Regions from separate parts of the Homo sapiens genome. Here region 1 is linked to region 2. Evidence: read pairs that join two places in POLR2A ChIA-PET (ENCODE). Cell type or tissue: GM12878. All regions are shown on one strand. Links, peaks and the distances in the headings refer to the core of each region. The heading gives the core; the rest is flanking DNA.

Region 1 (5,381 bases), core at 295-5,294, 82 kb after region 2:
CAGCACAATTCACAATTGCAAAAATATGGAACCAGCCCAAATGCCCACCAATCAACAAGTGAATAAAGAAAATGTGATACACACACACACACCGTGGAATACTACTCAGCCATAAAAAGGAATGAAATGATGGCATTTGCAGCAACCTGGATCCTGGATGAAATTGGAGACCTTTTTTTTTTTTTTTTTTTTTTAGACAGAGTCTTGCTCTGTCACCAGGCTGGAGTGCAGTGGTGTGATCTCAGCTCACTGCAACCTCCGCCTCCCAGATTCAAGCGATTCCCCCGCCTCAGCCTCACAAGTAGCTGGGATTACAGGCACGTGCCACCACACCTGGCTAATTTTTTGCATTTTAGTAGAGATGGGGTTTCACCATGCTGGCCAAGATGGTCTCGATCTCCTGACCTCGTGATCCACCCACCTCAGCCTCCCAAAGTGCTGGGATTACAGGTGTGAGCCACCGTGCCTGGAGAACATTATTCTGAGTGAAGTAACTCAAGAATGGAAAACCAAACATTGTATGTTCTCACTCATAAGTGCGAGCCAAGCTATGATGATGCACAGGCATAAGAATGATAAAATGGACTTTGGGGACTTGGAGAAAAAGGGGGGTAAGGGATAAAAAATGAGATTCACACCCATTAGGGTAACTATTTTTTTAAAAAAAGGATTGATGATGATGGGTAGAAATTAGGACCCTGGTCCATTGCTGGTGGGAATGTAAAATGGTGCAGCTGCTATGGAAAACAGTATGGTGTTTCCTCAAAAAGTTAAACATAGATAAACCATAGAATCTAGCAATTTCTCTTCTAGGTATATGCCCAAAAGAATTAAAAGCAGGGATTCAAACAGATACTCCTACACCCATTTCATAGCAGCACTATTGTCAATAGCTAAAGGGTGGTAACAACCCAACCAACAAGTGCATGGATTTTTAAAATGTAGTATATACATAAAATTGGGTATCATTCAGCCTTTAAAAGGAACGAAAATTCTTTTACATAAATAAAGGATGTATGTGATTTTAATATATATCACAACATTGGTGAACATTGAAGACATTGTGCTTGGTGAAATAAACCAGACACTGAAGAGCAAATATTGCATAACGCAGCTTATAGAATAGACAAATCCATAGAGACAGAAAGTAGAATCGAGGTTGTAAGGCACTTGGGGAGGGAGGAATGGGGAGTTATTATTTCATGGATACAGAGTTTCTGTTTGGGATGATGAAAATGGATAGTGGTGACTATTGCACAACATTGTGAATATACTTAATGTCACTGAATTGTAGACGTAAAAATAGTTGAGGCTGGGTGCAGTGGCTCATGCCTATAATCTCAACACTTTGGGAGGCCAGGGCGGGAGGAGTGCTTGGGTCCAGGAGGTTGAGACCAGCCTAGGCAACATAGTGAGACTCCACCTCTGTTAAAAACAAACAACTAACTAAAAATAGTTAAAATGGTAAAGCGTATGTTATTTTACCACAATAAAAAGGGGAGAAAAGATCTGCGATCTGAAAATCATATATACATATATATGTGTATATATATGAAATTCATGCTTCTTATTAAAAGTTAAAATAGTTGGTAAGTAACATATTCACTGTTAACAGTTTAAACTGCTAGTCAATGTGTGCATGCTTAGTTTGTTGTTGCTATTATTTTGGGGTTTTGCAAATGAGATCAATAGCATGTCCTGATATCTCTCTGTTCCTGTACATATGTAGCTATAAGGTTTAGTACTAGAATACTTAGAGAAAGAAAATCTTATTTTTTTTTCTTTCTGTGTTTAGGAATATTACAGCAAATGAGTCTTCTTTGGTGGTCCAGCCACACCAGCCCTTATACTTCACAGCGTGAGTGGTATGTTAATTGGTGATAAACCCAGAATGATAGTCACGGTAGCAAAGGAGTTGTGGAAGTTAAAGCAGATGTCCCAACCTTCTCCTGAGGATACCTTTAGTGTAGTGTAAAGTGGTGATAGTTTGAGTTGGGAAAGAAAGACCCAGGAGTGGTAGGGGAGGGGAGACGTAAAGAGAAGGGAAGGGAAGGTGAGGCTGGCACTGAAGAGAAACTACTTCTGTTTCTCTCCTTCATTGAGAATTCTGTCTCCAGCCAGGAAGTCAGAGCACAGATGGGAGGTGGGGCATGGAAGCAGTGTTTGTCTTGGATGATAAAGAGGTAAGTTTTGGGTTAACAATTTGCTCAAAGTTGATCCATTAGCTAACATTTGCTATCTCCGGGCAAGGGAACTAGATGGCTGGATGCTGAAGTAAGACTTTATACCATGTGCCTTTTACTTTTGAATTTTGTACCATTTGACTTCACTAAGCCAAATGTTATGAGAGTTTCCCAAGCTAAGGACTTAGAACTGTGTTTTTCATTGTCTGATATAGAGCATAACAGTAGATCTAAACTCAGGGACATTCCCAAGGATCCGAGACATGGAGGGATCCCAACAGATTACTGGGTCTACACGTTGCCTCTAGCCATGGCCCTAACTGTATAGACAAAAAAAAGCAACACATCATGTTAGTTCAACATGTCAGCTCTGCAACAGGCTGCCTGGATTCAAGCTCTGGCCTTGCTGGTCATTAGCCTTGTTACTTTGGGCAAGTTATTTAATCTTTCTGTGACTCAATTTCCACAGTTATAAGTAAGGGATGATTATAATAGTAATAATATTAAGAGCCTAGTACATAAAAGTGTTGCTATTATTGTTGTTGTCGTTGTTATTTTTACTGTCAACGTACCTCAGTAATTGGGGAAAGGGCTCTAGCTTCCTAGTGCTGTATCTTTCCCACCATGCTGCTAATAATACTAATAATAATAATAGCTAACATCTAATGAGCACTTACCATGTTCCAGACACAATCCTGAATTACTTTGCATACATTCACATTGAATCTTTCTTTTCTTTTTTTTTTTTTTCTGAGGCAGAGTCTGGCTCTATCACCCAGGCTGGAGGGCAGTGACGTGAACACGGCTCACTGCAGCATCGACCTCCTGAACTCAAGCGATCCTCCCACCTCAGCCTCCTGAGTAGCTGGGACCACAGGTGCACACTACCAGGCCTGGCTTTTTTTTTTTTTTTTTTTTTTGTAGCAACAGTCTCACTTTATTGCCTAGGCTGGTCTTGACCTCCTGGGCTCAAGCGATCCTCCTGCCTCAGCCTCCCAAAGTGCTGGAATTATAGGCAAGAGACACCACTCCCAGCTCCTCATTGAACCTTCTCCTCATTGAGTCCCATGGAGTAGGAACTATTATTACTTTCATTTTAGAAATGACAAAGCTGAGACTTAGAGAGATGCAGTAACTTGCCCAGAGTCACAGTGCTACTAAGTGGAGGAGTCAGGAATTGAAATCAGATACAGCACCTGAACTTCAACATTGTATTAACAACTCGACAAGCAGAATTGTCAGTTCTCTTAACAAAAAGCAGTTCAAAACGGTCCTCCTCCCCAACCCACTGCAGTTTCCTCTGTATTTCCCCACGCAGTTCCACCATGACATTTTCTACAATTAGCAATAGGAATTGAGTCACTTACTGTTCTTTTTAAAACTGAAAACATCATTATTTTGCTAAATGCTAATAATTATTAAAGCTCTCTATTCTCTCAACTCGGTAGCACAAGCACACCAACCCCACTAAAACCCAAAGCACAAAACGTTCAGGTCAAACTTTTTTTTTTTTTTTTTTTCCGAGACAGAGTCTCGCTTTGTCATCCAGGCTGGAGTGCAGTGGCGCGATCTTGGCTCACTGCAACCTCCACCTCCTGGGTTCACGTGATTCTCCTGCCTCAGCCTCCCGAGTAGTTGGGACTACAGGTGCCCGCCACCACGCCTGGCTGATTTTTTGTATTTTTAGTGGAGACGTGGTTTCACTGTGTTAGCCAGGATGGTCTCAATCTCCTGACCTCATGATCCACCTGCCTCGGCCTCCCAAAGTGCTGGGATTACAGGCACGAGCCACCGCGCCCAGCCAAACTCTTTAGTGTTAAAAAGTTTGGTTATATTATCAAGGATTGGTGTTTTCTAATGAAGACACACCTTCCATAAAGGAGGGTGTTACAGACTGAGTGTTTGTATCCCCCTCACATTTCTAGGTGGAAGTCTTCACCCCCAATGTGATGGTATTGGGAGGTGGGCCTCTGGGAGGTCATTAGGTTTAGATGAGATCTTGAGGGAGGCCCCCATGATGGGATCACTGTTCTTGAGATGGCAGCTTGCTCTCTCCCCACCAAGTGAGGACACAGCAAAAAGGTGGCTGTCTAGAGGCTGTGATGTTGGCCCTCACCAGGAACTGAATCAGCCAGCATCTTGATCTCAGACTTCTCAGCCTCCAGAACTATAAAGAAACACATTTCTGTTGTTTCATCCAGCCAGTCTATGGTATTTTGGTATAGCAGCCCAAGTAGACTAAAACAGAGGGGCTCCCTGAAGATAAAATTCTTTTTTTTTTTTTTTTTTTGAGATGGAGTCTCGCTCTGTTGCCCAGGCTGGAATGCAGTGGCACAATCTTGGCTCACTGCAAGCTCCGCCTCCCATGTTCAAGCAATTCTCTCACCTCAGACTCCCAAGTAGCTGGGAGTACAGGCGTGTGCCACCATGCCCAGCTAATTATTGTATTTTTAGTAGAGATGGGGTTTCACCATGTTGGCCAGGCTGGTCTCGAACTCCTGACTTCAAGTGATCCACCCACCTCAGTCTCCCAAAGTGCTGGGATTATGGGTATGAGCCACCACACCTGGCCAAAATTCTTTGATATTTAAGGAAAACTTGATTTTTTATAAAAATAGCAAAGAGCCAGGCAGTGTAGCAATAAGGGAGTGAGGCAAATGGCCTGCCTCTACCATTTCACATCATGCAGCAGGACACAGCTGAGGACACCAACTCCCTCAAGTGGTGCAGATATTTCCAGAGAGCTCAGTTATAACTAAAAGTGCTGGTGACAGCACAGTCACAGTTCATATCACTCTATCATGTCTTCTGTGTGAAACCCATAATGGATGTCATAGATCCTGCCACAGTCGTGATCCACTCCAGGGGATTTGAGGGTGACAGCTGTTTTGGAGGCATGGGAGAACCTGAGTATTGGACATCTGTTGCAAAGAGAAAAAGTGACTACACAGGGATGACCAACTTGTAGAGGCTTCCCTGCCCAGAGTTTCTAGAGACATATGCTGAGTGGTGTTTACTGCTCATTAGCTCAGATACCTCTGAGAGATTCTGCCTAAACTACTATAAATCTCTTATTTGAGCAGCAAGTAGATAGCCATGAATATGCATGAGGAGAAAAGAAATGCTGGTGTGTGTTTCTGAAAATAAAGATCAGCAAAAGGCCAAAAAGTTCAAAATGTATCCACATGTCCACCAGAG
Region 2 (5,381 bases), core at 165-5,164:
GTGAAGTTATTTTGTTTTATTTTATTTTTTTTGAGACAGAGTCTTGCTCTGTTACTTGGGCTGGAGTGCAGTGGTACAATCTCAGCTCACTGCAGCCTCTGCCTCCTGGGCTCAAGCGATTCTCCTGCCTCAGCCTCCAGAGTAGATGAGACTACAAGCATGTACCACCATGGATTTTTTTTTCTTTTTAATTGTTCTAAGGAAAGGGTGAAAAACACATTGATTTGGGAAAAGGTTTATTTCTTTTCACTGGACTTGGTCAATGTCCTCTAATCCTTAAACTGCCCAAGCAGTCAGCAGTACCTAAGTGAATCTAACAGAGCAGGGAGGAAGGCTGCTCTCACTGACACTGAAAGCACCAGAAAGAAGCCAGAGTTGGGATGAAAATGAAAACTCTCCCTGCTCCAAGGAACAATTTCCAAATTCAAACAAAAATTCTTCGTGTGACAGGCTACTGACCAACAGGCTCACAAAAGAGAAATAACTTTCATTCTATTTTTTTCTATTTGAGAAAAAAGATAACAGTATGACCGACATAGGTAATGAGAGATTCTGTAACTCGTAACATTATATAACTGAGAAAGATCATTAACTATGTAAGTATATGCAGGAATGGATGAGGGGGAATCACACCAAAAAATTTAAATAGGCACCTACTATAGGGACAGAATAAATGAGGGAAGACAGGAAGGAAGGAGGCAACAATGATGACAACTTTACCAGTAAAAATTCCTAGAATGAAAAAACCCGTAATTTTTCAATTTAATATTTCAGAGGCAGTGAAAAAGTCACTGAAAATAACAAATTAGTAGTCTAGAATAAATATCATGTAAGTAACTCCAAAGAAACCAAAAATCATTAATAAAACTGTAAGAAGACAAATCTAAAAACTCTAATATTAAAATTACAGAAGTCACAGGAAGAATAAAAGGAACAAACAAAAAACAATCAAAGAAATACTAGAAGAAAGTAATCCCTAGGCTAAATAAGACTTGATTTTAGACTGAAAGGGCTCATGAAGTCTCAAGCAGGATGAATTAGAGATAGGAATAGAGTGAAAAAACACTTAAATAGATGCAGGATTAATTAGAGATGGGAGTACGGTGAAAAAACAAAAAAATTCTGGCTTTCAAAAATAGAAATTATGTTGTAAGCTTCCAAATGGAAAGACTAGGTTATTAAAATTAAAAAAAAATAGTGAGACAAAGCCAGACTTCTTATCTACAATACTGCAAGTTAAAAAGTAGAATAACTTTGGCCAGGCACAGTGGCTCATGCCTATAATCCTAGCACTTTGGGAGACCGAGGCAGGCGGATCACCTGAGGAGTTGGAAAACAGCCTGGCCAACATGGTGAAATGCTGTCTCTACTAAAAATACAAAAATTAGCCAGGCGTGGTGGCAGGCACTTGTAATCCTAGCTACTCAGGAGGCTGAGGCAGGAGAATTGCTTGAACCTAGGAGGCAGACGTTGCAGTGAGCCAAGATCGTGCCACTGCATTGCAGCCTGGGCAACAAGAGCAAAATGCCACCACACGCACAAAAAAAAAAAAAAAAAAAAAAAAAAAAAAAAAATCAGACTTAACAGAAAAAAAAAAACACTGAAATTAAAAATCCTATATACACCCAAGATAGCATTCATATGTAAAGGCAAATGAAAAAATATTTTGGGCGTCTAATAGCTCAGAAACTATACTACCCATTAAGACTGTCCAACGAAAATTACTCATGGAAGAGCTCCTAACAAACAAAAATTATAGTAAGAATGAAGATCTCAGTAACAGAAAAATAAAGAGTGTAAACAACAGCAGAGAGCAAGAAAACATGTATAAGCGAAATTAAATCTAAATAGATAATGCTGTATCTGGAACTGTAACGCAACTATGGGTTTTTGAAACAAAAGCAATATTCTGCCAGTAAAAACTTAATGTGAAGTCTAAATTATCTCCTAATAACTAGGACTTGAAGAGAGAGGCAGTGGAGGGTGGGGGAAGTGAACAAGTGTATCAGGGGAAGAACTCAGAGACAATCCCTCATTCTGACAGAATAAAATAACCATGTTTAATGATATACACTAAAGTAAGGTAACCACTAAAAGAACAAAAAGGTGCATAATAGAAGTTCTAAATTAATCTGGAGGAAAGGAAAGCAACTTGATCCAGAAAAGGCTAGGAAGAACAAAGTAAATAATAAATAATTTAAAAAAAAAAGAGAAGGACCACCACCAAATTTACTAGTTAAAATACAAATGTGTAGGTTCTGAATGGTATAACAGAACACTATATATCCACTATCTAGCCTCAATAAATCAACATATTTACCATGAATACTAAAGAAAATAAGGAAGCAACTGTCCAAAAGCACATACAAGGATGAGATCACAAATGAGGATGAAACCTGAAGGGAAGGGGAAAAAAAAGCTATTACAAAAATGAAGGTAAAACTAGAAGAAGCACTAGAAGAAATCACAGGAACATCAAGGGGTAGAAATGAGAAAAATAAATAGAAAATGAAGAGTTAAGAATTAGAGGGAAAAAAATGTTCTCTACAGAGAACGAGAAAAGGAAATGCAGTAATGCCTATCTGTAGTCAAAAATAATATTCAAGAAAACATTACAGAAATAAAAGTAGATCTAGATCTACATATTGAAAGGGCACACCAAGTCCTAAAAACTGACCCAGAAAAAATCAACACAATTTCAACCCTAGTTGATACCGGTCATAAAAAAGAGTTCTTTGGGCATTCTGGCAAAAAGACTAAGTCAATTTTAAAAGGAGGACAAATCAGGTGGTTTCAGACTTCTCCACAGAAACACATTATTATACTTGTAAGACCAGAAGAATGCTTAAAATGTCCTCAAGTAGAGAAGGTATAACCCAAAGATTTCATACCCAGTTAAACTGTTATTCAAAAAACAAAAAGACACATAGATAAGCAGTCTGTGTTAAACATGCAAGAAATCTAGGTAATTATTTCCCATGAGCCCATGTGAAAGGATTTCTATGAGGATGAACTTCAGCTAGCCAAGAGACATCTGAAAAAACTAAAGCAAAAGGATTAGCAGTGGCAGCTGAATCTACGTAATGGTAAGATTAAAACAAAAGTGGGAACATTGATTAGATAATGTATAAAGTATCTACCTAGCAAAAATTAAAAGAGGTGAGGATGGATGGGGGGAAGATGATATAAATAACTAGGTGTCAAAAAGTATTATTTAAAGCTAACAAAGCAAAGAGAAGTACAAAAAAAACTTAATAGTATAAAAGCAAACATTAGGTAATGTAACAACTAAAATTAGAACACGGGAAGGAAGGAGAAAAATAGGAAATACACTAATTTCATTATTGCTCATAGAAAAAAACAGTATCTAAAAATAAGAGGTATTCTATAAAATTATAAAAGTAATCACTAAACACAGAAATACAGTTATAAGAAATACAATTAGAAACACCACAGTTATTTCTAATCAAAAGAAACAACACAGTTATTTCTAATTAAAAAAAAAAAAAGAAACAAGAGCTGGGGCCGGGCGCAGTGGCTCACGCCTGTAATCCCAGCACTCTGGGAGGCCAAGGCAGGCAGATCACCTGAGGTCAGGAGTTCGAGACCAGCCTCGCCAACATGCTGAAACCCCGTCTCTACTAAAAATACAAAAATTAGCTGGGTGTATGATGGCAGGCGCCTGTAATCCCAGCTATTCGGGAGGCTGAGGCAGGGGAATCGCTTGAACCTGGGAGGCAGAGGTTGCAGTGAGCCGAGATCGCGCCACTGCACTCCAGCCTGAGTGACAGAGCAAGACTCGGTCTATTAAAAAAAAAAAAAAAAAAAAAAAAGCTGGCCACCCAGTGAAACATTTTTAAAAAGTCATGAAACCAGAAAGTATAATGACAGAATTAGCACTGACCATATTAAGAAATATAAATGGGCTAAACCAACAAAAACAAACAAACAAAAAACAAAGATTAGATTGGATTGCAAACAAAATCTAACCCTGTACTGTGTATACAAAAAGCATATAAGAAACAAAAAATATTCAGGAAATGAAAATGAAAAAAAAAACTTATCAGGCAAATACAAACTAAAAGAAAGAATGAATTACAATCTTACTATTGACAAGGTTGAACATAAGGCATAAACATTAAAGGAGACAGAGGAGCTTTTATAATATTAAAAAATGCAATTTGCACCCAAGTTATAATAGTTATGTTTATACCCATATAACAGCAGCAACATTTGTAAAGGAAAAAAAATATGCAATATAGAGAAAAACAGAAACATGAGTAGTAGCACACCTTAATTCACCTTAGTCCATGACGATCAAGTGAATTTAAAAAAAGATGAATATTAAAGACCTTTTTTTGAAACAGGGTCTCTGTCATCTAGGATGAAGTGCAGTAGCATTAAATTTTATCTATGTCTTTTTGTTTTTTCAGAGACAGTCTTGCTCTGTCATCCAGGCTGAGGTGTAGTGGTGCGATTATAGCTCACTGCAGCCTCCAATTCCTGGGCTCAAGTGATCCTCCCACCTCAGCCTCCCCAGTAGCTGCGACTATTGGCATGCACCACCACGCTTGGTTGACTTTCCTATTTTTTAAATAGAGATACGGTCTCACTATGTTGCCCAGGCTGGTCGGGTCTTGAACTCCTGGGGTCTCAAGTGATCCTCCTGCTTTGTCCTCCCAAAGGACCTTTTAAATTACACATGAATAGGAAACATTCGCCAAAAGTGACCTTACATTAAACCACAAAGAAAACAGTAATAAATTTTGAAAATATAAAACTAGTACAGACAACATCCTCTGATCACAATGCGGCAAAACTAGGAAACAAATAGCAAAACCAGGGGGAAAAAAGTCCTCTACACTTGGATAAAGATACTCTCAAATAACTTTTGAGTTAAAAAAGACACCCCCAAAATACAAAGTACCTCATCTAAAAAAAACCACTACTTATCGGAACCTTTGAAACAGAGCTAAAACATCTTCAGAGAAAAATTCATAGGCTTGTATACTTCTGCTGAAAAACAAGAAAGAAAAATTAATACCCCCAACACAATAAACTCAGAAAACGCATACCTAAGGAAAGCACAATAAATAATATAAACAAAAGTCTAAATTAATGAATTAGAAAACAGAAAAATGATAGACTAACAATGGATCTCTCTGCAGAAACCCTACAAGCCAGAAGACAGTGGGGGCCAATATTCAACATTCTTAAAGAATTTCAACCCAGAATTTCGTATCCAGTCAAGCTACGCTTCACAAATGAAGGAGAAATAATATCCTTTACAGACAAGCAAATGCTGAGAGATTCTGTCATCACCACGCCTGTCTTACAAGAGCTCCTGAAGGAAGCACTAAATATGGAAAGGAAAAACCAGT

The links. Peaks named below come from ENCODE experiments on the same cell type or tissue, not always from the same donor. Only the 100,000 strongest peaks of a DNase experiment are listed, where the experiment ranks them.
Region 1: POLR2A ChIA-PET joins it to region 2 with 7 read pairs; 11 of 35 experiments call an interaction of 5 or more read pairs at or near these places.

What each region holds. Positions count from the first base shown.
Region 1 is chr7:30,260,108-30,265,488 of GRCh38, reverse strand. The region is part of intron 2 of LOC124901607 (a long non-coding RNA gene); the gene reads right to left. It overlaps LOC105375218 (a long non-coding RNA gene), which reads left to right. Exons shown (of 4, transcript NR_136267.1): 2 at 1,796-1,865. Among named protein-coding and RNA genes, the nearest start is that of ZNRF2, 22 kb to the left of the region's middle. In GM12878, for the core only: no CTCF peak of the experiment used is centred there; no DNase peak of the experiment used is centred there.
Region 2 is chr7:30,342,364-30,347,744 of GRCh38, reverse strand. The region is part of intron 2 of ZNRF2 (zinc and ring finger 2); the gene reads right to left. Among named protein-coding and RNA genes, the nearest start is that of LINC01176, 46 kb to the left of the region's middle. In GM12878, for the core only: no CTCF peak of the experiment used is centred there; no DNase peak of the experiment used is centred there; H3K4me3 peaks cover 586 bases; H3K27ac peaks cover 1,170 bases.